4 separate regions of the Homo sapiens genome follow, and all the other regions are linked to region 1. A link is an interaction called in ENCODE POLR2A ChIA-PET data of the cell type or tissue named here. Cell type or tissue: MCF 10A. All regions are shown on one strand. Links, peaks and the distances in the headings refer to the core of each region. The heading gives the core; the rest is flanking DNA.

The links. ChIA-PET counts read pairs that join two places held together with the same protein. Peaks named below come from ENCODE experiments on the same cell type or tissue, not always from the same donor. Only the 100,000 strongest peaks of a DNase experiment are listed, where the experiment ranks them.
Region 2: POLR2A ChIA-PET joins it to region 1 with 21 read pairs; 13 of 35 experiments call an interaction of 5 or more read pairs at or near these places.
Region 3: POLR2A ChIA-PET joins it to region 1 with 12 read pairs; 6 of 35 experiments call an interaction of 5 or more read pairs at or near these places.
Region 4: POLR2A ChIA-PET joins it to region 1 with 36 read pairs; 9 of 35 experiments call an interaction of 5 or more read pairs at or near these places.

Annotation. Positions count from the first base shown.
Region 1 is chr21:41,681,624-41,687,708 of GRCh38, forward strand. All of the region lies in intron 1 of LINC00111 (long intergenic non-protein coding RNA 111), which reads left to right. Among named protein-coding and RNA genes, the nearest start is that of LINC00111, 5.4 kb to the left of the region's middle. RefSeq lists an enhancer at 3,880-4,799. In MCF 10A, for the core only: no CTCF peak of the experiment used is centred there; a DNase peak (open chromatin) is centred at 3,028.
Region 2 is chr21:41,749,318-41,755,402 of GRCh38, forward strand. RIPK4 (receptor interacting serine/threonine kinase 4) reads right to left here. Exons shown (of 8, transcript NM_020639.3): 3 at 1,780-1,928. Among named protein-coding and RNA genes, the nearest start is that of MIR6814, 5.5 kb to the left of the region's middle. RefSeq lists an enhancer at 3,524-4,315. In MCF 10A, for the core only: no CTCF peak of the experiment used is centred there; DNase peaks (open chromatin) are centred at 1,674, 2,434 and 3,024.
Region 3 is chr21:41,783,681-41,789,765 of GRCh38, forward strand. No RefSeq gene overlaps it. Among named protein-coding and RNA genes, the nearest start is that of RIPK4, 20 kb to the left of the region's middle. In MCF 10A, for the core only: no CTCF peak of the experiment used is centred there; a DNase peak (open chromatin) is centred at 3,031.
Region 4 is chr21:41,627,942-41,634,026 of GRCh38, forward strand. No RefSeq gene overlaps it. Among named protein-coding and RNA genes, the nearest start is that of LINC00111, 48 kb to the right of the region's middle. In MCF 10A, for the core only: no CTCF peak of the experiment used is centred there; DNase peaks (open chromatin) are centred at 2,560 and 4,190.

The sequences.
Region 1 (6,085 bases), core at 1,397-5,396:
GTCACGCGCTTATGCCAGGAACAGCCTGAGCAGGGTGGCCCTCCGGGGTTCCTGGGAGGCAGGGCTAAGGACCCATGGCAGGCCTGGGTGAGCCGCCTGCACGCACTCTGCTCACTCGTGACTCCCCTGCAGAAGCACAGCCTTTCCCGTGCTCCTCAGTTTACCTCCGTTTGCACTAACACGAGGCGGGGGACAAGAACTTTCCTGTACCTCCTTCGCTGGCTCTCTCTCACACAACCCCCACCAGGGCAGCTGAAGAACTCTCAGAACATGAATCAGACCCCAGAGCCACCTTCACATGGTTCAGTGCCCACAAGACACCTCGAGGGCTGCTCGTGAATTAGTCGGGGTCCCTCACCTCATCCCACACCCCTGTTCCCGCCACCTCCCACAGCTGGGGCCCCCAGACATCATCAGCACAGTCACTGCTGCCAGCCTTGACACCTGCTGTTCCCTCATCCGGGAAAGCCCTTCTGCACCTGGACCCCTGGGGAGCCCCCAGCACCAGACTCTGGGGCACCTGGACCCCTGCAGGGCCCCCAGCGCCAGCCTCTGGGACAGCCTCTGCCGGTCAGTGGCTTCTCTCTGGTCTCCCGCCATGTGCTGTGTCCGTGGCTGTCTACAGAAGTAGACACAATCTCCGGCCACCTCAGTTTTCTCAGTACCCCGATCACAATGTAGAAATGACCTGCTTTGTGTCTGGCCCTCACCAGACTCCGAGCCCCTCGGAGCAGGGTCAGTGCCTCCACGGTGAGCCTTCTATTCCCCGCTCTGGCAGGCCCAGAAACTCCAGCCTCATGCAATTTGAGCACCTCACCGACGCAGCGCTCCAGGGCACGGGCTCTGGGCCCCAACTACCTTGGCCCAAGCTCCAGCCTCGCCGAGCAGCTGAGGCAAGTCCTTTCACCTCGTGGTGCCTCTGATTCCTTATCTGCAAAATGGGTACAACCTCTGACTCAGAAGGCTGAGAGGTTTTGTAGGTCTCTCACCCTGCCTGGCACGGGCACACCCATGAGGCTGAGGCACAAACCAGAAAATCTGCTTCTCCTGGGTGAGAAGAATGAATGTCAGGCAGCCCAGAGAGTGACCCGCACAGCATCTTGGCCTGCAGACAGGCGGATTATCAGAAGGAAGCAGGGAGGCCGCACTGGGACGGAGAGGCAGGGGCGCCGGGGCGGAGAGGCAGGGGCGCTGGGATGGAGAGGCGGCAGCTGTCAAGGCTCACCGTTCCCGCGCCATCACTTTCTGCTTCTGCTCTGAGATGTTCCGCCTCCCACCGTCTCACTGGAGGCCTCCAGACCTGCTCTCCTCAGCTGGACCGCTCTTCCCTGAACAGGATTCCCCCCCAGCACACACGCCCAGGCCTGGCACATCCAGGCTTCCCCAGAGGCAGAGCCAGCCAGCCCATGTACAGGGCCTGACCTCTGCCCAGACATGTGTAGGTTTTGTAGCTTGACTTTCTGAAAGCAATGGTATTCTCCACTTTTCTTCTCGGTGGCCAGGGGTGGGGTGGGGAGTCCCCTCACTGTCACCATCTCGTCCCCTGTGCTATCTTCAGAAGGCATCCAACACTTGCGAGTGTTTTAAATAAAAAACCAGGTCCACCCACTGCAGACAAGCAGTTTAGACAGAGGCTGTCCTCACCCACCTGCTCACCGAGGTATCAGACAATGCCCTGTGGCCCCCACAGGGTGCTGACCGTGTTAATTTCATCCATTTTCTTAAGGCTCCAGAAATGGATTTGGGAGCTGAGATCAGTCAAAAGGCATGTATCTAACATACACACAACCACACACACACTCATTCATGCATACACAGACACACACATAGGTACACACGTGCACACACACACGCACACACGTCACAGACCCAAACAATAAAGACACAGATTTGTTTGGTTTCTTACATCATTTTTGCTTCAGGTTTTCACACAATAAAGGCTATGTTAAGCTGAAAAAAATAAGATTAAAGGTAACCTACTGGTCTTTACGTGTGTGTGTGTTCATAAACACAAGTGCATGTGTGAGCACCTCTACTCAGAAACCCACTGAAAATAAAGAAAATAATGATAGAAGAAATCAATGACTCTCTAGCTGTAGCTCTGAGGGCAGTTCAGAAAAATGATCTTCACCTGCCGCAGAGTAGAGCTGGAGGCTGCATAGGAGACGTCATTCCCAGCATCCGATTTCTAAGACATGAGCCCACATAGGACTCCTGTGCACACTTCGGCCTTGTGAGAATCAGCATGAGGGCCGCCCCAGCACAGGTGCTGCTCCCATGGGGAAGAAGCTTCCTCCCCGAGGCTGAAGAAGGGGCCCACAGCCTCCGGTAGCGGCCAGCTGCAGATGTCTGCAAAAGCAGCGCCCACTTGGGCCTGCCGACCTTGAAGTCAGACAGGCCAGTGACACTAGTCAGTCATCACTGGCCATATTGACTTGGGCCAGTCTCCAAATTTCCCACAGCTGTAGTTTTCTCACCTTGACAAAGCTATTTCATCACCTCGCTGCTGTTTTGGAGCTGGGGTGACAGCAGCCGGTTGTTGAAATGGCTGCGCAGATGGAAACCATGTTGGTCAAGCCCTGACTTTATAAAAGGTGTTAAACAAGTGTGCAATGAATGGTAGCTATCATTAGTTTGTAACAAGGGGAAATACATCATCCGAGGGAGGCAGGATGTGCTGCGTGGAAAAGGCACCACCTTCCAGTAGGAAAATGTACCTTGAAAAGGCCCCCTGAGGACAGGGGTGTCCGTAACAAGACGGGCTGGGGTGCTACGGGCAGGGAGAGACTAGGTTATTTTTTGTTCTGCAGGAGAGGGGGTTGATATGAGGGGAGGGAGGAGGGAGAGAAACGGGAGGAGGGAGAGGAGCCAGGAGAGGTGGGTGGGGCGGGAGCTGGAGATACGAAATTCCTCCACTGTGAGTAACCAGAGGACCCAGCAAACACGACCTCGACCAGGCAGTGGGTGTGAGAGTTTTCTTTTAACACAGACGAGTACAAACAAGGAAACACAAAATCTCTCCCCGTGGATAACTCCTGGAGACATTGCGAAAAACAAAGACCTGTACTGGAAGAAAATCCAAACAGTACAGGAAGGTACAAAATGAAAACAGAGCCTCTCCCAGCCCCACCTCCACAAAATGTTTTCCCAAATATCTTCTGTTCCCGAGATGGCCCCGGGGCAGGGAGAACGGACCTGACTTCCTGCCCCTGGGACTGCAGGAGCGGCTGCAGCTGCTGAATCCATGGCTATGGATTTAGTGGCTTAAAACCACAGAAATGTATTATCTTATAGTCCTAGAGCCCAGAATTCTGAAATGAGTCTTAGGTGTGAAACGTGAAAACCGAGTTGTAGGCAGCACCCTCGGAGGCTCTGGGAGGATCCTACCTGCCTCTCCCAGCTTGCGGCAGCTGCGGGGGTCCCTGGGCCTGTGGCTGCATCGCTCCCATCTCTGCCTCGTGGTCGCACGGCCTCCTCCTCGTTTGTATTCAAACCTCCCTCCATCTCCCTCTTGTAAGGACCCTTGTGATGGCATTTAGGGACCGCCAGATCATAGACGGTCATCTCCCCCTTCTCCCCCTTGCAACATCCTTCCTTACATCTGCAAAGTCCTTTTCACCAGGTAAGGTCACATTCACCGGTCCTGGGGTTAGGATGAGGCTCTCTTTGGAGGCCATTATTCAGCCAACCACAGGGACTTGAGCCTGAGTCTGGCTGGAGGAGCTGGTTAAGGGGGCCCACACCCAGCTCTGCCTTCAGTTCTGACCTGCTTTCTTCTTAGGGAGCCCTTGTCTTGTACACGATCCAGCATCTGACCCCACCTTGTCCCCAGCGCCTGTCACCCTGCTGGGAACCCCTGTTTTTCCAGACCTGGAACTTCTGTTTCTCCAATACTCGTTGCACACTCCAGACCTCTCTAGGAATTGGAAGCTGCTCCTGAGCCCCAGGCCCGTGGTGTTCCCCCATATCTAGCCCACCTCCCAAATGACAACTCCCTGCCACCCTTGCAGGGACCCCTCCCCAGCCTCCTCCTGCCTCCTAGCTGGGCCTGCCTCCTGCTGTGCTGAGCAGCCAGGACATCCCCTGACACCACTCCTGGACCCCACCTTGCCAACCACAGGCTGCTCCTGGGTCTTCCTGTCTCCTGCATCTGGGAACACCCCCACCCACACCTGGCTTCGGTGGAACAGTCCTGGCGGTGCTGCTGCTGGGAGAGGGAGGGGAGGCAGCGATGGAGACAAAGGGAAACTCAAGGGCAGCTCACAGGCCAGGAAGATTCAGGGACTCAGAGGTGGGGGGCCTGAACTGGTGCCCCTGGCCTCCTACCCCACTATCCTCCTGTCAACAGGGTACGAGCCTCTCCCTGCTCAAGACAGGTGACCTCCACAGTGAGGTGTCCATGCCTATGGTCATGGTCACCAGCTGACACCCTCAGAAAGTCACCCTCAGGGTGCAGAGCACGGGGCCTGGGGTAACTGCCTGGCTCCGCTCCCTGGTCTGGAATCAGCAGTGTGGGGCAGGTGGGCAGTGGGGTATGGACTTGAAACTGCTTTCCCAGTGCAGAGCTGCTTTCAAGGCCCTCACTCTTAGCTTGAACAGCAACCATGACTGTTTCCCAAAAGGGAAGGAAAAATGTCTTTGCTGCTATCAATAGCCAAATGGATCACGAATCCCTGGGTCCTGGTGTTTGCACATCATGTCATCTCAAGGACCAAGCCACGTGGCCATTCTTGGGATAACATTGGGTTTTTTCTACTCCAAAGGGGTAGATCCGTTTGTTATACTTTGCATTTTGTAGCTTACTGAATGCTTGCTACAGGCAAGCCCTCGGGTAGTGCAGGAGGGGCTGGGAACTCCTCAAGGGCAGGGAGCAGGGCTTTTTGCTCTAATTGCCTAGTGTCTAACACACTGTCTGATAAATGGTGAATGGAAAAAGGGAGGAAGGAAGGAAAACAGCACTCTAAGTTTCAAGGAACTTAAAACCTCTTGCTAGGGTTGAAATGGTTGTGCCCCCCTCAAAGCGATATATTGAAGCCTAACCTCCGATCTGCTGATATTAGGAGGCAGGGCCTTTGGGAGGTGGTCGGCTCTTGAGGGTGGAGCCCTCATGAATGGGACAAGCGCCCCTATAATGAGATGAAAAGATCAGATTTCTCCCCTCCCCCCGAGTGAGGACACAGCGAGAAAGTGCGCTCTTTGAACCAGAAAGCCCTCACCAGACGCCGAATCTGCTGGTGCCTTGACCTTGGACTTTCAGCCTCCAGAAATGTGAGAAACAAATGTCTGTTGTTTATAAGCCCTTCCAGCCTATGGGATTTTGTTCTAGCAGCGTAAGTGGACTAAGACACCTATGAAGGACATTACACATTTTACAAGTGGACAATGAATTGACAATTGTCACAAGGCTTGAGCTATTCATATGGGCTTCCTACCCAACTCTGGCTGAATCCAATGTCCTCAAGCTTCTCTTATTCCATTCTGCCTCTCTCAGGGTGTTCTCCTCTGCCAAAGTGGGGGGACCCTCTTCTGATGTTTACGCGAGTCTCAAGTCCCCAGGGATTCATCTCACTGTGATTTAGCCAGGGCCTTGTTGCTTCTTCGGGAATCAGATGGCTGGACCACGAAAGCCCAGCGCCTTTCCTATCCTGAAAGAAGCTCCGGGGAAACCTTATTCAATACGTGGAGTTAGGGAGCTGCATCCTTAGCATGAATTCAGGAGGTATCTTTTCTGTTTGAGATCAGGCGTCAAAAGCCATCATGCCACATTGCTTAAAAACCTGGCCCCTGGAACCGGAACACCTGGGTTCAAATCCTGCCTGTGCCTCATGTCCTTGGGCAACTTTCCTAGCGCTTTATATGTCAGTTTCCTCATCTGCAAAATGGGGACCACAGAAGCTCCTCACCAGGGGCTGCCGTGAGAATCAATGGGGCTGGTGTGTGACGATCAGGTGACCAGGGCACCTTGGTTGGTTTGACTCACTGTGAGCCCCACCCACAGCACTGCACAAGCCCTCTCAGCACTTAGGGTCAGAGAAGTTCAAAATTTTTGAATTTCAGGAAAGTAAAATGGTGCATGTACCGAACA
Region 2 (6,085 bases), core at 527-4,526, 67 kb after region 1:
CCATGACACCGAGATATTTCTCCTGTTTTTAAAAAGAGAAAATTCTCTATAGTGAAGCCCAGCATGTTGATAGCTCAGATGTCAGACAGACTCAAGTAACTTCGCCAACTGGGCTACAATCTTCAGGCAGCTTGAGGGACTTCCAAAGAGGGTGCCACCCTATGCGGGGCGTGAGCTCCTGGGGAACAGCGCCTGTGTGCCTCACTGATATCTTCTCGCAAGCACCAGGCACAGAGCACCTGCGCAGGCATTTACTGAAGAAATGGATGAATGAATGATGGGCAACTCCCATGCCCTCCCCCAACAATGATTTCATTCTCTGAAAACACGGATTCTGGTTCTGATCAGCGTTCCTAACGTAGGCTTGCTGAGATTTCAGCGTTCCTAACAGAGGCTCACTGAGAGTTCATCATTAGAGGGTTGTTAAAGAAAGTGCGCAGAAAACGTAGGAGACAACACAGCTGAACGCCCCAAAGCCTTTTTCGGGGGCTGCTTAGAAATATATAGATAATATGAGGGATACGTTCATGTACATTACTCTGGATACACCAAAAAAAGTGCCCAAATTGATTAAAAAAAAAAAAAAAAAAAAGAAAAGAAAAACAGAAGTCCGAAAACTGAGCCTCCAAGGAGCACTGAGTTGGTGAGGGCTGTTTATAGACAACGAATTCACCATCGAAAATTAGTTCAAACGGCAGGTTCAAAAGCTGGAACTCCAAACTCTAAAATAAATGGAGAGGATCTCAATCTCCCCAAACTCTACAAGCTGTGACTAGTCTCCAAAGTGACACTTCCAGGCAACTCTCAGCTTAAAGCCCCAGCTAAGCACATGCACAATGGCCACTGTCAAACCAGTCAGCCTGGGCTGCTGGCGGCGGCAGTGACCAAAAGGCAGAGCTCACATGCGGGGTCCGAGTCACAGTGCTGCTGGATAACAGCCACAATGGGAGGCTTAGTGCCTGCTCACACGCTCCCACCCACTTTTCTTCTCCAAGAAGTCTGTGTGATTAAGACCTTTACAATTTGAAAAAGGAAGGGACTAGGTGACTTGGGGATTGATCTCTGACCAACAAAGGTTAAGTGCCATGAAGAAGATGAGCTGCTCGCCTCACAAAATCAGAGTGAATTTCGGAAAGTACAAACACACATGCGTACAGACCACTGAAAGCAGCAGGTTCTTCCAACAGACAAGCCATAAAGCCCACGGGTCATGAAATCACCAAGGCTCTGACAGGGCAGGGCTGTCAGCCTGGCCCAAATGTGGACCTGGGAACACCCTTCCTCCTTGGCTAGCAACACTCACAGCAAAGAAATCCCTGAACTCTACAAGCACCCACCCCTTCTATGTGGACTTAGCCCCCTTTCTGTTTGTTTGTTTTTTAGACAGGGTCGCGCTCTGTTGCCCAGGCTGGAATGCAGTGGTGCAATCATGACTTACTGCAATCTCCACCTCCCGGGCTCAAGCAATCCCCCAACCTCAGTCCCGAGTAGCTGGGACTACAGGTGCACGCCACCAAGCTGGGCTAATTTTTGTATTTTTTGTAGAGATGAGGTTTCACCATGTTGCCCAGGCTGGTCTCAAACTCCTGGGCTCAAGTAATCCTCCTGCCTCGGCCTCCCGCAGTGCTGGGATTACAGGCGTGAGTCACCGCGCCTGGCCCGAGCCCCATTTCTGACTGGCAGCAAGAGGCCTTTCTGAAAGCTGCAGCTCAGGGCATGAAGCATTGAGGTTGAGAGCCCCTGGCACCCACAGGGGATGGGGGGCGGCATGTCACACACCTGTATACATCGTGCTTGGTGTCGAAGAGCCGGCTCTTCTCCCTGATGCGCTCTGGAGGGAGGTAGGCGATTGTGCCAAACAGGCCATCCATGCTGAGGTCATGCGAGTGGGACAGCCCGTTGCACTTGGCCAGACCAAAATCAGAAATCTGCAACACAGCCATCAGAGCGGGGCTCATTAGCCTGCAACAGTGATATTTTATGATGCTTTATCAAAAGCTCCCTTCTGCAATCTCAGAGGGTGGGTGAGAGCTTTCCAGGAGCCCCTAAGAGCCGTGTCTGTGCCTCTCCAGGTAGCCCTGCCCCAGGCAGGGAGGGAGACAGATTCTGGGGCAGAAGCAAGCCTGGAGGCATTAGGAGCAGCACATTTGACGGGCAGGTGAAAGAATCGTACTGTAAGGAAGGAGTTATCCGGGACAGAACTGCAGAAGAATTAGAATCCACCTTCTGTAAAGCATCATGTTTGCCATGGTGGTTGAGAGCCGGCTGAGCCGGCATAAAGGGAAAAAAACAAGCCTTCGAGGGTTCAGGTAAAGAGAGACACATGTGAAGACCAGGTCTGCTCCTAGAGAAGTCGGGGAGCAGGTTATGCAACCTGCCAGCTGGGGAGGCTGGCGGGCAAGTGGCTGCAAGTCCTTTAAAGGGAAACACAGAAACACACCTTCAGAAGCCCTTTAAACTTTAAAGCAAACAAAACACACGCCTCAGAGCCCCGTCCATCTGGAGTGTTTTGTGATCAGCAGACACTGGCTGGCTGCTTCAAACACATGTGTTCGAGTGAAGGTCTGATAAACACCTCTGCTGGCAGCGCCCGGGCCCCAAGGAGCACCGGCCACCCAGCTCCTCCAGGAATGCCCTCAACGTCCGCATTCAGGGGAGGCAGGTCTCAGGTCTCCTTCGGGCAAAGGTGACCTTGGAGCTCACTGGGGAGACTTCACAGACCCCCGGTCTGACCTCTCTCGGGGGCATCCCCTTTCCTGCCAGTGTCCTACCCTCTCCAGTGTAACTCAGTCCCCTTTGAAGCTGCTGAAAACCGTATGTGGGATGAAGACACAAGTCATCAGCATTAATGGGACTCTTGATCCAGGGGGAGTGCTGCTCTCAACTTTCCTTCAAGGCATATGGATTTTTTTAAAAACCCTTTTCATTAACTCTTGAGCTCCTCTCAAACACACCCATGGAGTGACAGGAAATGAGGCTGAGTCAGGCCTTAATTCTGGGCTGGCCATGCCCATGTGGTGAGCCAATAGGGCTGCTGTCATCAGCACCAAACAGCTGGGAGAATTTATGACCTGTGACTCGGGCTTCCAGGGATCCTGAGCACATCTGCAGGGAGGTAGGGGGGAAGGCCTGCGAGCAGGGACCGGCCCTCCTTCTCTGCAGCCAGGAGCACCAGGACAAGGCCTCGACTCCAGCGGCTCTCATGTCCTCCCACTTCCATTTCTCCCAGGGCCTTCAGGCCTGCACCGCCCTTGAGAGCCACACTCTGCACTCCAGGGAAAGCGCCAGCTCCCCAGAGGAACGCCATCACCCGACCCTGCAAACCCCGGCGGCTGCTGGACGCTGGGACACAACAACGGGTCCTAACTCTCCAAATAGCTCCAGAGCACAGGAAGTTTCAGTTCAACAGTCATCAGTGGCTTGAAAGCCTTCAAATTCAGAAATGGGCTGAACAATGAGAACACATGGACAGAGGGAGGGGAACATCACACGCCGGGCCCTGTCGGTGCGTAGGGGAAGAGGGAAGGGAGAGCATTAGGACAAACACCTAATGCATGCGGGTCTTAAAACCTAGGTGATAACCTAGATGGTGGATGGGTGCAGCAAACCACCATGGCACATATAAACCTATGTAACAAACTGGCACATTCTGCACATGTATCCCGGAACTAAAAGTAAAATAAAAAATAATAATAAAAATAAAGAAAGCATCACATACTTTCTAGGCAATTCCTCCTCCCCCTGTATGGTTGAATGTAGGAAAAAAATATCTCCCTCCCACGGTTAGTTAAGGATCAGACTCACTGTTCTAATCTTGCCTGTACAAGTTAGTAGCTCCGTGGCCCTGGACTATTAGCCTCTCTGTGCCTGTTTCCTTTTTTCATAAAAGGAGGCAATAGCAGTACCCATCCTGTAGCTTTGTTGTGAAAATTAAATGACATCTGAGATCATTAAGAAAGAAAAGAAAAGAAAAGAAAAACGACAGGGGTGCAGAGATCTCAGCCTGGTGCTTCCCCAGGCCTGCAGCCTTTTCTCCTCCTGTCTTTGTCAGATAGAGCCAGCCACTCCAAACTATACTTGGTGAAAAGAAAACGAGCAGAAATTCTCTGTAAAACCTCTGGCAACAAAATGCAAGCTCGGAATTGAGAATTCTAGGAGGGTCACTGACCCTCTATGTTCTCCTCCCTCCATGTCTCGGACTCCTGGCCGGCTGCATTTCCCCTCCGCCTTTCCTCATCTTCCCACCCAAGCTGCCCCTCACCCCGTGTCCTCAACAGCGAGCTACTGTGGCATCCACTCTGACCAGCAAATGCTTCAAGAGTTACAAACACTCTCATCAGCACCCGACTCTGCATCTCCAAGAGCTGAGGGCTCACAGCTGCCCCCAAGCACATGGCCCTTCAACTTCAAGGTCCAGCTGTCAAGACTAAGAAAGCAGCCTGCCGGGGTTTTGCTGCCTCTAAAAGAAAGACACAGCAGAACGTGACCCGCGTGTGACCCTTTGAAAAGCGTCTGTTTTGGGCTAACTGGACATATAAATGCAGCCTGAGATTTTAAACCAAGTTATTTCATTTTTAAGTTGAAATTGATTCCAACTAGTATCTTAATATTGGTATTTAGTATATGTAATGTTGAATAATATCAAGCATTAATTTGATACTATTACTTTGTATACTATTTACATTTAACTGCTTCATGAAGTAGACAGTTGCTGTGATATTTCCAGTTTGAATCGAGCCCTGAGCACTGAGGGAGCCCATCTCAGAGGCGAATGGCAGCACTGGAATGGCAACTTAGGATCTAATTGCAGGATTCTGGATTACAGTTTTCCTGCATTGAATAACTGTCTACTGAGGACTGCCCAGAAGCCCAGTGGTCAGTCCATGCAAAGCTTCCACACTTCGTCTTCAGGAACAAAGGCGCTGACTCTCAGAACCCCGACACACACTCCCTGCTGCACTCTACGCACACCAGTAGCTATTTCACAGAAAAAATAAGTATGTCACGTAAAGGTATTTTTCGGTTTGTTTTTGGGCTTCTTGATGGTGACTAACATGCCTGATTAAGAAGGACGCCACACAAAAGCAATCTTTCCTGCGGCCTGTCAGGGTACACAGGGCCCTAAGATGTCCCAGGGGCACCACACAGAGATGTCCTGTCACTTCCTGGCCAGCACCCAGCGTGCCTTCGACAGCAGCCTCCCTGAGAAAGCAGTTCCAGGCAGCATCCGCCCCCTGCAGCTGTCCTGAAAGACAGGGAAGCCCTGCTGCCTGCTGCCCCTGCAGGAAGGCCCAGAGCTCTCTGCGTCTCTTGGGCTGTTTCCTTCACCTAAAGGCTCTGCTGCTGCCTGCCCCGACTCCTGAGGGCAGAAAAGCCCCACCCTGTGTGAAGGCCCAGCCCCAGGAGCACTCCCACCCCCTCCCACAGGGCCGCCTCTAGGCCCAGCCTGCGGGCCACACACCCTGCCCCCAAGTGACTGCTACGTGCAGTGGTCATTTGGTTTCTTTCATGTCAAGCACAGTGGCAGGCCAGGTGGAAATCAAGGTCTCTGCTCCGTGACTTACAGCTGGACGATCCTGGCTGCTAATTTACTCACTCTAAGCAGAGACTCAGCGAGAACCAGAGGCCACCGTCCACTCTGCACCTCTGCTCTGAGGATGAGGGCAGCTCCCGCAGGTGAAGCCTCTAGCATGTCCTTTCCGGTATTCAGTGCACGTTGGACGGCAGAGCTTACTAGTCATTAGGGCCCCAGAGCCTGTGCTACCTAGAAACAAGCCCGTAAATGTTGGCGGGAATGGGGGGTCCGCATGTGAGGCCCAGCCCTGCCCATCACAGGAAACGGGAATCCCAGGGGTCCCAGAACATAAGCAGATGCGGGAAACCACCAGAGAGCCCGTTCAAGCCAAGTCATTTGATTTTTGTCTCCATTATCTCAATTTCCTACTTCACTTCGCAGGACGGTGCTTCATCTTCTAGCTGAAATCTTATTACTGCGCAACACCTACCTAAGAGACAACTTATAATTACTGCCCGAAGTGAAAAATTGACCTCCTCACCACCGCCCTGGCTGAGCAAGGCACGCGAG
Region 3 (6,085 bases), core at 1,079-5,078, 100 kb after region 1:
AGTCACGCCCCAGGCGCAGTGTTTCTTGTGATTATCTACAGCCACATCTGAAGCCTGTTGTATAAAGAAAGCAATTATGTGAACCTGTCATAAATCAAGCAGCTGACCAATCGTTACCTTTTGCTCCCTGTTGATTCTGCCTAGTAAATACGAAGGGCTTTAGAGGCTCAGGGCCCTTGCTCACTAGAAGCAAGGAGCCCCCGACCCCTTCTTTAAAACAGATCTTTTTGTCTTTGTCTTCATTTCTGCGTTCATCCCCCTTCGTTCAGTCCTGTAGTAACCGTCATAGGTGTGCATGCACAAGTATGTGTGTGTGTGTATGCACATGAGACTGAACCTGAGAAGCTCCACACTCAGCTACATCAGGGGCAGCCCAAGACCTGCGGAACTTTCCAGCATGACTCACGTCTCCCCGTCCTGCCCCTATCTTCCAGAACACTGCCAGCCAGATGTATCTTATGTAACGCCATCCCTCATGCAGAGGACCTGCAGGTTCTACACACTGGCATTTGGGGGCCCCTTGGGAAAGTGACCAGTGAGGCTGAGAGGTCCACAAGCCCTACCCATACCCCAAGAACCTTCAGGCTTGCAGAGATTTGAGGAAACCTCCAGTACAAGAGGTAGGAAACAAACAGAAAAGAAACAGACAGTTCAGAGATTGGTGGCAGAGGGAGAGCTTCAAATCTTCAGAGAAGATGTGTCACCCATGAAACTAGAACACAGTGAGTAGGGGACAAGGAGGACCAGATAACCAGAAAGAACGCTTAGAAATTAAAACATGAAGGCCAAGACTAAACATTAAAGAGTCAAGAAGATCGTCCAGAAATTACCACAAAAGGGGCCGGGCAGGGTGGCTCCTGCCTGTAATCCCAGCACTTTCGGAGGCTGAAGCAGGTGGATCACCTGAGGTCAGGAGTCCGAGACCAGCCTGGCCAACACAGTGAAAACCCAACTCTACTAAAAAAAAAAAAAAAAATGCAAAAAAATTAGCCAGACCTGGTGGCGGGCGCCTGTAATCCCAGCTACTCGGGAGGCTGAGGCGGGAGAATCACTTGAACCTGGGAGGCGGAGGTTGCAGTGAGCCGAGATCGTGCCATTGCACTCCCGCCTGGGCAACAAAAGCGAAACTCTGTCTCAAAAACAAAACACACAAACAAAAACAAACAAAAAAACAAGAGAAAAAAGAAAAGAAAAACGAAATTCCCACAGCACTACATCTGCAGTAGGCACTGAAAGCCTCCTGTCCTGGGAGACTCCCCTCCTGCCTCCTGGACAGTCCCACTCTGCCTTTGTCTCCCTTCTCTCCTCTTAGAATTCCCACTAGCCGGATGCCTCTGCCAACTGAAGCTACTATGAACATTGTGTGTAAGTCTTTTGTGGATATATGTTTTCATTTATCTTAGGTATTAGGTTGGTGCAAAAGTAATTGTGTTTTTTGCTGCAAATTTCTGAGTTAAGCCTACTGAGCCGAGATCGCACCACTGCACTCCAGCCTGGGCAACAGAGCGAGACTCTGCCTCAAAAAAAAAAAAAAAAAAAAAAAAGAAGAAGAAAGCACAGAATTCTCACCCACACTCTCTGCTCCTGCATCCCCGCCAGATCTGTATTGGTGTGGTGCATTCATTACAGCTGATGAACCAAAACGGATCATTATTATTAACTAATTATTTAAAATTAACATTTAGGGCTGGGCGCAGTGGCTCACACCTGTAATCCCAGCACTTTGAGAACCCGAGGTGGGCGGATCACTTGAGGTCAGGAGTTTGAGATGAGCCTGGCTAACATGGTGAAACCCCGTCTCTACAAAAAACACAAAAATTAGCCAGGCGTGGTGGCACATGAGACTACAAGTCCCAGCTACTCGAAAGGCTGAGGCAGGAAAATCGCTTGAACCCAGAAGGTGGAGTTTGCAGTGAGCCGAGATTGCGCCATTGCACTCCAGCCTGGGCGACAGTGTGAGACTCCATCTCAAAATAAAAAAAGAGACTCCATCTCAAAAAAAAAAAAAAAAGAAAAGAAAAGAAAAGAAAAAGTCATGGAAAGCAGCTCAGGTGCTTCTTTGTTTTATCACTCCCAGGAAAGTGAGGCTTTTTAAAAGGTCCTACTCTCAGTGATGTTCCACAAACTTTATCATCAAAGACAGACAACACTCAATACACTCTAGAAAATCTCCATGTGCTTAAAGTCAGGTGTAATTGAAGTTAAATGGGGGCCAGTCGCAGTGGCTCACACCTATAATCCCAGCACTTTGGGAGGCCAAGGTGGGAGGATTGCTTGAGCCTAAGAATTCAAGACCAGCCCGGGCAACATAGTGAGACTCTGTCTCTACAAAAAAAAAAAAAAATTAGCTGGCATGATGGTTCATGCCTGTAGTCTCAGCTACTTGGGAAGCTGAGGTGGGAGGATGGCTCGAACCCGTGAGGTCGAGGCTGCAGTGAGCCATGATCACACCACTGCACTCCAGTCTGGGCCACAGAGGGAAATCCTGTCTCAAAAAAAAAAAAAAAAAAAAAAAAAAAAAGAAAGAAAGAAAAGAAAAGAAAAAGAAATGGTAAATTTCAGAGACTCTTCAAGGAGAATATGTCAAATAGTACTTAAAGCTGTTAAGGCTTCCAACCAATTCTTGAAGTCCTTGAAGGTTCGTAGGAAAGTCAAAGAGGGGAGAAATTGCCTGGAGAAAACGGTTAACGACGCAGGGCTGGATGAGGAGTTAGTCTGTGGATTGAAGAAGTGAAAGGTTATTAGACATAAGGCTATCATTACCTCTACTTGATCTTTAGAAGAACAGAACGGGAGGAAATATCCTAAAGAATCCAACACAAGGAAGTTTGTGGACAGGAATGCTGTTGGATGATTGCGTGAAGTTGGGAAATCTCTCCAACTTGTTTCATTAATAAGAAAATAAATCATGTCTGGGGTAGTTTAGCCATGTTCTTGCTCTTGGCTTGAAACAATGGTTGTCAAGTTGCTGCCGGGGGCTATAAAACTTGATTTGGTCCCGAGTTGAGGAAAAGGACGCTCGGCTCAGCTGTGAGTCACTGGAGCCTGGAGCCACTTGTCCACCCATCAGAAGTTCTCACAGCAATTTGCACGGAAAACCAAAGCTGAGGTTAAGCCTCGTCGAGTCAGAAGTCTGACTCTGGCTGGTGAATAACCAGTTAAAATATTTCAGCTTTGACGCCACCTGAAGGCAGGTGTGGGTTGGGGGTGGCTAATTACATCCAGAGTGGGACAAAGTTCCCCGGGCAGCTGTGTTTGCAGCCGTGACAGCAAACATCGCAAACAGCAGTCAGGAGCCAGGAAAGCGATTGAGCGTTTTGCTGTTACCTTTTAAATTAAAAAAAAAAAAAAATGAGCTGGGCGCAGTGGCTCATGCCTGTAATCCCAGCACTTTGGGAGGCCAAGGCGGCTGGATCACCTGAGGTCGGGAGTTCGAGACCAGCCTGACCAACATGGAGAAACCCCATCTCTACTAAAAATACAAAATTAGCTGGGCGTGGTGGTGGGCACCTGTAATCGCAGCTATCCGGGAGGCTAAGGCAGGAGAGTCACTTGAACCCGGGAGGTGGAGGTTGCAGTGAGCCGAGATCGCACCATTGCACTCCAGCCTGGGCAAAAAGAGCAAAACTCCATCTTGAAACACACACACACACACACACACACACACACACACACACACACACACAAATAGGTCCCTGGTTTTAAAAACAAAAGTCTCTGCACTGTTTGGTGACACATTTGCTTGCTGGTTGTTTTGGGAATGTTCCACTGAATCTTGGAGGGATGCTCTTCATTAGGGCCCATGCATTTCCGCCTAGTGTGCGCCATCCACGTTCTCATTGTTCTTCTCCTTAAAAGAATTATTCGGCCTGAGTAAGGGCCTAGCAGCCTCTCACAATTCCCAATTTCTCCCAAAGTACTGACAGTGATCCAAAAACAAAGAAAAGAACCCCAGTTCCACAAACATCAAATTAAAGATTCATTCAGACAATATTTTGTAATGATATTTTACTGAGGCCAGGTGTGGTGGTGTATGCCTGTCATCTCAGCGTTTTGGGAGGCTGAAGCGGGCAGATCGCTTGAGTCCTGGGGTTAGAGACCAGTCTGGGCAACATGGTGAAACCCTGTCTCAACAAAGATATACCAAAAAAAGAAATTACCTGGGCATGGTGGTGCACACCTGTAGTCCCAGCTACTCGGGAATCTGAGGTAAGAGAATCACCCAAACCCAGGAAGTTGAGGCTGCAGTGAGCCGTGATCGCACCACTGCACTCCAGTCTGAGTGACATAAGTCAGACTCTCCCTCAAAAAACTAATAGTAATGAATGATTCAGTTTTACTGACAATGAATTCTTTTTATTGAGAAACCTAAATCATCTAATAATGAGATAACAATTATTTCAGGGGGTGACTGAGCCGATGTTAGTAGAATGACTGAGTATAGCACATCGGGCTATTCCTCTTATCCTAAATTGATGAGCTGGATATTTGAATAGAATTCTTTTCAATTTTATATTTTTACTGATGCTTTCAAGACCCATATAGTAACTGAAAATCTAGGAACACATTTTAGCTCTGTTTCTAAAGCTCTGGACACTAAACAAATCAGTGTCCAATCTACCAAGTGGAGAACCACCTGCAGTAAAAAGATCTTAGCTTGGGAGACTAAGATACGAAGATACTTAGAGCATGTGACATGGGTATTTTTTTCACTGTGGTATTTACTGGGAGTTTCCACTGTTTTTTAATTTTATCTATCAAGCCTCTCTAATAGACTGTCCCAAGCTGGGCACCAGAAGGTTATATAGGAATGGTTGGGATGTATGGGGACAGTCCAGGGAATATGATTGTTTAAAACCAAATAAGGCACAGTAATACACCGCTAGCTTCTATATTTAAATGCCAACATGTACCCAGGGGGCATCAGAATGTACTACAATTTTAGACATGAGATTTACATAATGATGTCAGATAAATGCCTTTTTCATTTGCTATTTCCATTATGTAATCATCGAGCATAATAAAGATCACTTGTCATAAAGAACCATTTTCTACTGGACAGTTACATTCCATTAATCATTAAGGTAGCATGGAGAATTAAAAGGCTTGAATAATCATGTTTTACCATTTGCTGAAAAGGGACAACAAATATAACTTAATGAACAAAGTTGAAGAATTCATTAGTGATCTTATTAATAAGAGTGAATCATTGGAGATGAGGATTTTCGAGGCTCATGAAGACTTGAAAATTTCAAGTGATAATTCAAACTGGATAGAACACTTTCAGCTATTGGTTTGAAGCTTCAAAGCTTTGATGGCTAAGGAAGTATGTCTTCCAACAACACCTAGACCCAGAAAAAACATGGTTAACAGTAAAAGATGTTGGGAGCCTTTTCTCCCCATGGTTCATCCGAACTGGGCAAATTCTTTCTCTTATCTCTCCAAATTATGATCTTAATTGTTAAATTTTTCTCTTAGAATACAGCATGAATAATTTGTACAACCCGTACTACACAATACTAGTTACATGGAAAATACAAACCACATTTTAAATGATTTAACATTGGTTATAAGGCAGTTCCACAATTATTCCCCAGAAACCTATACACTGATCTTCAATTCTGTAATCTGACTCCTGGGCATTTATTCCAGAGAAATGAAAACTCATGTACACAAAAATATTCACACAAATATTCATAGCAACTTTGATTCAGAATAGCTGCAAACTGGAAACAACCCAAAATTGTCCTTCAATGGGCTACTGCCTAAATAAACCATAGTGTACCCGCATAATGGTCTCAGCAATGAAAAGGAATGAACTGTTGACACACCCAGCAACTTGGGAGCATCTCCAGGGTGGAGATGCTGAGTGGAAAATCACAAGGTCAGAAGATTGAGACCACCCTGGCCAACATGGTGAAACCCAGTCTCTACTAAAAAAATACAAAATTAGACGGGCATGGTGGCGCACACCTGTAATCCCAGCTACTCAGGAGGCTGAGGCAGGAGAATCGCTTGAACCCGGGAGGTGGAGGTTGCAGTGAGCTGAGATTGAGCCACTGCACTCCAGCCTGGGTGACAGAGG
Region 4 (6,085 bases), core at 650-4,649, 54 kb before region 1:
CACAACCTCTGCCTCCCGGGTTCAAGTGATTCTCCTACCTCAGCTTCCCAAATAGCTGGGATTACAGGCATGCACCACCAAGCCCGGCTAATATTTGTATTTTTAGTAGAGACGGGGTTTCTCCATGTTGGTCAGGCTGGTCTCGAACTCCCAACCTCAGGTGATCCACTCGCCTCGGCCTCCCAAAGTGCTGGGATTACAGGCATGAGGCACCACACCTGGCCCCTTGTTCTATTTTTTATGTCTATGAGATCCACTTTTTTTAGCTTCTGTGTGTGAGTGACAGCGTGCAGGGTTTAGCTTTCTGTTCCTGGCTTGTTTCACTCAGCATCATGCTCTCCAGTTCCGTTTGTCTGGAGTGAGTGTGGATGTGGATCTGATCCTGCAATGGAAGGGCATTACCGTGAATGACAGGATCTCATTCTTACATATGGCTGAATAGTATTCCATGGTGTATATACGCCCCGTTTTTCTTTATCCATTCATCTGTTGTTGGACACAAGCCAGGATTCCATATCTCAGCTATTGTGAATATTGCTCCAATAAACACTGGGAGTGCAGATGTCAGCAGAATAAAACTAGGCCCCCACTTCTCACTGCATACAAAAGCCACCTGAAAATGGATCAAAGACCTCAAAGGCAAGACCCAAAACTATAAAACTCCTAGAAAAAACAAAACAGGGAAATGCTTTAGGACATTGGTCTGGGAAAAGATTTTACAAATAAGACCTCAAAAGCACAGGCAACAAAAGCAAAAATAAACAAATGGGATTATGTCAAACTAAAAAGCTTCTGCAGAGCGAAGGAAACAATCTACAAAATGAAAATACAATCTACAGAATAGGAGAAAATATTTGTAAAGTATTCATCTGATGAAAGATTAGTATCCAGAATATACAAGGAACTCAAACACCTCAAGAGCAAAACAACAACAAAACCAATTCAATTTAAAAATGGGCAAATGATGTGACAGACATTTCCGAGAATAAGACATACAAATGGCCAACACATACATGAAAAAAGGTAAAGAAGGCAGATTTCTGCCTTTCTGTCACGGGTGGTGACTAGCTAGGGCTGGTGTCGCAGGTGGTAAAGGTATTTGCCAAGAGAGTAGTAGGTAAAGAAAGGCAGATTTATTAGAGAAGGTATGAGAATATGTTGCAAGGTTGCAAGGTTGCAATGGGCTGTCTACAAAAAGGCAGGGGCTGGAGGGAAGTTTTATAGGGTCATGCTGGAGGGGCCAACAAAAGGAGGTCATGCTGCTGGGGCCACCAGGAACTAGGTCATTGTCATCCTGTCATCCGGTTGTTTGTGATTGGCCATCTCTCAGAATAATTGTTCGTTGTTATTCCCCACCTGGGGCCCTTCCCCACCTGGGGTCCCTCCTGATTGTTGCTTACTTATCTTATCAGGACTCCACACTTTCCCTGATGAGTGTCCTTGGTGCCTTTGTCAAATATCGGATCACTATAGATACATGGATTAATTTCTGTCGATAATTTGTTTCATTGGTCTATGTGTTTGTTTCTATGCCAGTGCCATGCTGTTTTGGTTACTATAGGCTTGCAATATATTTCGAAGTCAGGCAGTGTGATGCCTCCAGCTTTGTTCTTTTTGCTCAGGATTTCTTTGGCTATTTGGGGTCTTTTGGGGTTCCATACAAATTTTAAGATTTTTTTTTCTATTCCTGTGAACTATTTTGACAGAGATTGTACCAAATCTGCAGATTGCTTTCAATAGTGTTACCAGTTTTTAATTTTTCTTAAATGTATGAAAAGCTCATATTTGTTTCGATGTTTAATATTAGAAGTGTTTTGATCTTTATTTCAAAATTTGGGCCAGGTGTGATGGCTTATGCCTATAATCCCAGCACTTTCGGAGGCCAAGGGAGGAGGATTGCTTGAGACCAGGAGTTGAGACCAGACCTCATCTCTACAAAAATTTAAAAATTAGCTGGGTGCTGTGGCATGTGTCTGTGGTCCCAGCTACTTGGGGAGGCTGAGGTGGGAGGATCACTTGAGCCTGGAAGGTGGAGGATAGAGTGAGCCATGATTGTGCCACTGCACTCCAGCCTGGGCAGCAGAGGGAGATACTGTTTCAAAAAAACAAAAAGCAAAAAAATAAATAAATAAATAAAAATAAGACCAACAATAAAAATTTGGCGATGTTTTCGCGACCAAAAATATGCCTTAAGAACTTAACTCTTGTTTACGTCAACTAACCTGTGGTGAACTGGTTGCATTATATGTCATTTTGCCGAAAGTCACAGTTTCCAAGAACCTATCAAGCAAGTTAAGTGAAGACTTACTGTACATACCTATAAGAAAAAGCAACAACAAAATGGGGAGACGCCCCGACACATGGGGGTACGCCTATGTGGAAGGTTGCAGAATCGCTGCTCTCAAAGTTCCGTGTCAGGCCGCCTACCCTGATGCTGTTTCCTTGTCCACGTGAGTCAGTTCTGCAGAGGCCTGGCCTGGCAAGCGCAGCCGTGACTTCTCGCTAATCTTCCTGAGAAGCCGCTCCACCATCCATTCATCCTTAAGAACCCCGGGTGACTCATGACGCTCTGCACAGGACAGTTGAGAATTTATGGGGCAATATGTTTGCCTTCACAAGCCGTCTAAGCAATGATGAGCAATTCAGGCAGCTATGATTAAAAAGAAAAAAAAAAATGTTTTCCATCATCCAGTTCTCCTGAAGAAGCCAAAAACACCGAGGGCTTGAAGTTGTGTTGACAGAATCTTAGCCAACTCCTTCCTAGGGATTTAAACTGTTGCACCATCAATCATTTGCAGAATTCATGGCGATTATCATTTACAACCACAGTTTGAGAGTCAAAATGATCAACCTCAGTCAATACCTACACATGAATTGATGGTCTCAGTCATTTGCCCTAAAGCTGGAATTCTATTTTATTTTTTGACCTCTCCCTCTCCCGAAAAGACAAATCCCAAGTACACATATCAAGGTGTGGTTCAATCCGAGGTCCGTCTCCCCTTGGGGTGCCAAATGCGTCTGGGGGTTCTCCCTCCCTGGGCCGGCTCCACACGGTCGTGGAGCCTACCTTGCCCTGCCCCTCACCCTGTCCCCTGTGCTTCCCTCTCCCTGGAAGCGAGGCCTGGGCTGTCCCAGGGAAGGATCCAGCAGGAGAGGGTGGCAGGGCCGGCCTGGGCTGGGCTGCAGCTGCTGTCGTGGTTGCCATCCTCGGCATGCGTTCGCTGAGGCTGCCGCGGTAAAGCACCACAAACCGGGGACTTAAAGTCACAGAAATTGATCCTCCCAGAGTTCTGGAGGCCGAAAGTTTGCCATCAAGGTGACTGCAGGGCTGGTTTCATAGGAAGGCTCTGGGAGAATCGGTCCCTGCCTTTCTCCAGCTTCAGTGGCTCCAGCAATCCCTGGCTCTCCTTGGCTCATGGCCACGTCACTCTCTGCCTGCATCTTCACGTGGCCTCCTCCTCTCTGTCTCGATGTGACATTTTCTGTCTCCAATAAGGACACTCATTGGATTTAGGGCCCACTACAGCCCAGTATGACCTCTTCTTAATTTCACTACAACTGCAAAGAGCTGATTTCTAAATAAGTGCACATTCACAGGTACTGGAGATTGTGAGCTTGTCTTTTTGAATATTTCTTTTTAGGGGACACAATTCAACCACTACATCCTCCCACAGAGGAGAGCTGAGGCAGGTCTGGCATGGGGGCCCAGGCAGGACTGGAGGAGGGCAACAGCCAGTGGGGGCACTTGGAGAGGCCTTGCCCCCACACAGCAGGAGTGTGGGATGATGTTTAGGATCCTGGCAGTCCATGAGCTCTTGGAGGGAGGGTGGATTATGTCCTTTCCTGAGAGTGGGTAAGCGTGGAGGTGGCACCTCCCTGGCAGCAGTGAGCAGGGGCAGATGGGAAGATGTGTGGGAAAGGGTTGCTTTGCCGCTGTGCCTGCGGGGATACCAGGAGAGGAGTGGGGGGCAGTGGATGTTCCTGAGCTGGCCCTGCGGAAGAGGAGATGGGGTTACCGGAAGAATGTGTCTACCAGAGCTGCTGCATGAGGGCACAGGTGACCCTCTGGAAGAGACAAGGGACACCGGGTGTCCTGCCCTGAGGTTTGGGGGTGGGGCATGATTCCACCTGTAACCACAGCGAACAAGAGAAATAGGCCCAGCTATGCAGCTGATGGCAGCTGGCACAGTGCCTGGCCTGAGGGAGGAGCTCCTTCAAGCAGTGGCTTGACTCATGACCTGGGAAGAGGCAGGGGGTGGGGGAGGCATCAAAATAGCGTTTCTGAGCTGCAGGGGGGCTTTGGTTTGTCCTGTGTCAGGAGTGCCAGAGGTGCTCTCTGGAGGATTGAGGCAGAGGCAGATGAGCGCCAGCCCGCATGGAGGCAACGTGTCTGGGGACACCCAGCGGACAGGGCAGCAGCCCTGATGCTTGGAGTCCTTGAGCAAACATCTCGATCCTGTGATGAGTGCACGACACCCAGTCTCTGTGTGGTTGATGGGGCTGGGTGGAGGCCAGGGTGGGTCTCACCTCCGGCTCACAATTGTTTGCCACTGACTTGTGAACACACCAGCAGTCAGGAGCCCCTTCAGGTGCTTTGGATTGAAGCTTAGACAATTCGCTCTCTTTAAGAAAAATAATATAAAGTCATTAAATCAAAGTAAGATACAAATATGAGTTCCTATTTAGAATGTGAATAAATCACCAGAAAGTGTTAGCGCCATGGAGATTCAGGTCTCTTCCTCTGTCCTTCTGCAATCTCTTTTAAATAGATTGAATTCTGGCATCCTCTCCTCACCTACAACCCTCTATAGCTCCCAGAAGCTCTGGGTGCTCCCTGGGTTGGAGTAGATTGGGCCCCTGGAACTTCAGCTCATTCGCTTCCAGGTACAGCCCCTGCCACCTGCAAAGGGGAGGGTTATTTCAGGCCAGGTGTGGGTATCAAGGGCTGAGCTCCACTGTGGGCTCAGGCAGATCCTCTGTGCCAAGAGGTTTGGAGGCTCCTCCACCTGGGCACCAGGCCCAGCTGGAAGGCAGTGACCAACTTCCTCTTGCACCTGTCAGCCTTCACTTGCTCCCCTCAGACCTAACGCCAGAGAGGAGGACTCCCTCCAGCAGCAAACATGCAATTACGTCCCCTCCTTCTGACCTAGCTCAAGAACTCCACTGGCAGCTCATTAAGTCAGGGGCAGCTTGAAAGTCGCTGCTCTGAATGCCACAGTTTTATGTCACTTGTAAGAAGGGTTGGGGGCGGGTAATCACAGCCCTCTGCACCAGACGAAAGGTGCGCAGGGAAAGGGTAGGTGTAATTGGGGGCCCCTGCAGCTCCTCTCCACAGAGCAGAGTCACGCCCCAGGTTAGACTCTCCCCAGAACTGCTAGCCTGGCCGGGGCCTGCCAGTTGACTTGGGGAAAAGGCAGAGGTGGAGGCCTGGGAAACTGGGAGGCTGTGGGCCGCCATCCTCAGCTCCCCACCGCTCCTGAGCACCCCTTTCTCCGTCTGTCACTCTCCTCTCCTGCTCTGTGCCTGTACATCCAAGCCTGGGTCCTGTGTGGGCTGCTGGGGAAGAGGAAAGAGGGGCTCCTCCTTCTAAACACCCCACACGTAAGCGTGGCTGCTTTCAGTATTTCATTGAATTGCCTGCTACAGTGGGGATTTGGGCAGGATCCCAAATATCTTCCTTGTGTCCCAGAATCCTGTTCATTTTTCTATCTGTGCATCCATCCACCCATGCGCCATCCATTATCCATTTGTCCATCCATCCATCCACTCACATTGATCCACCATCCATCACTCTTTCATCATCTGTCCATCCATCCACTCATCTGTTCATACACCCTCTATCTATTTATCATCCCTCCATCCTTTCATCGTCCATTCACCATCCATCATTCATCTGTCACCCATCGGTCCATTATTCATCCATCATTAGCCCAACTGTCCATCCATCCATTCATCATCCACCCACCATCCATCACTCTCCATTATCTGTCCATCTGTTTATTCATCTCTCCATCTATTCATCCTCCATCCATCCCTCTATCCATCTACCACCCATTCATTCATCATCCGTCCATCTCATGGAAAA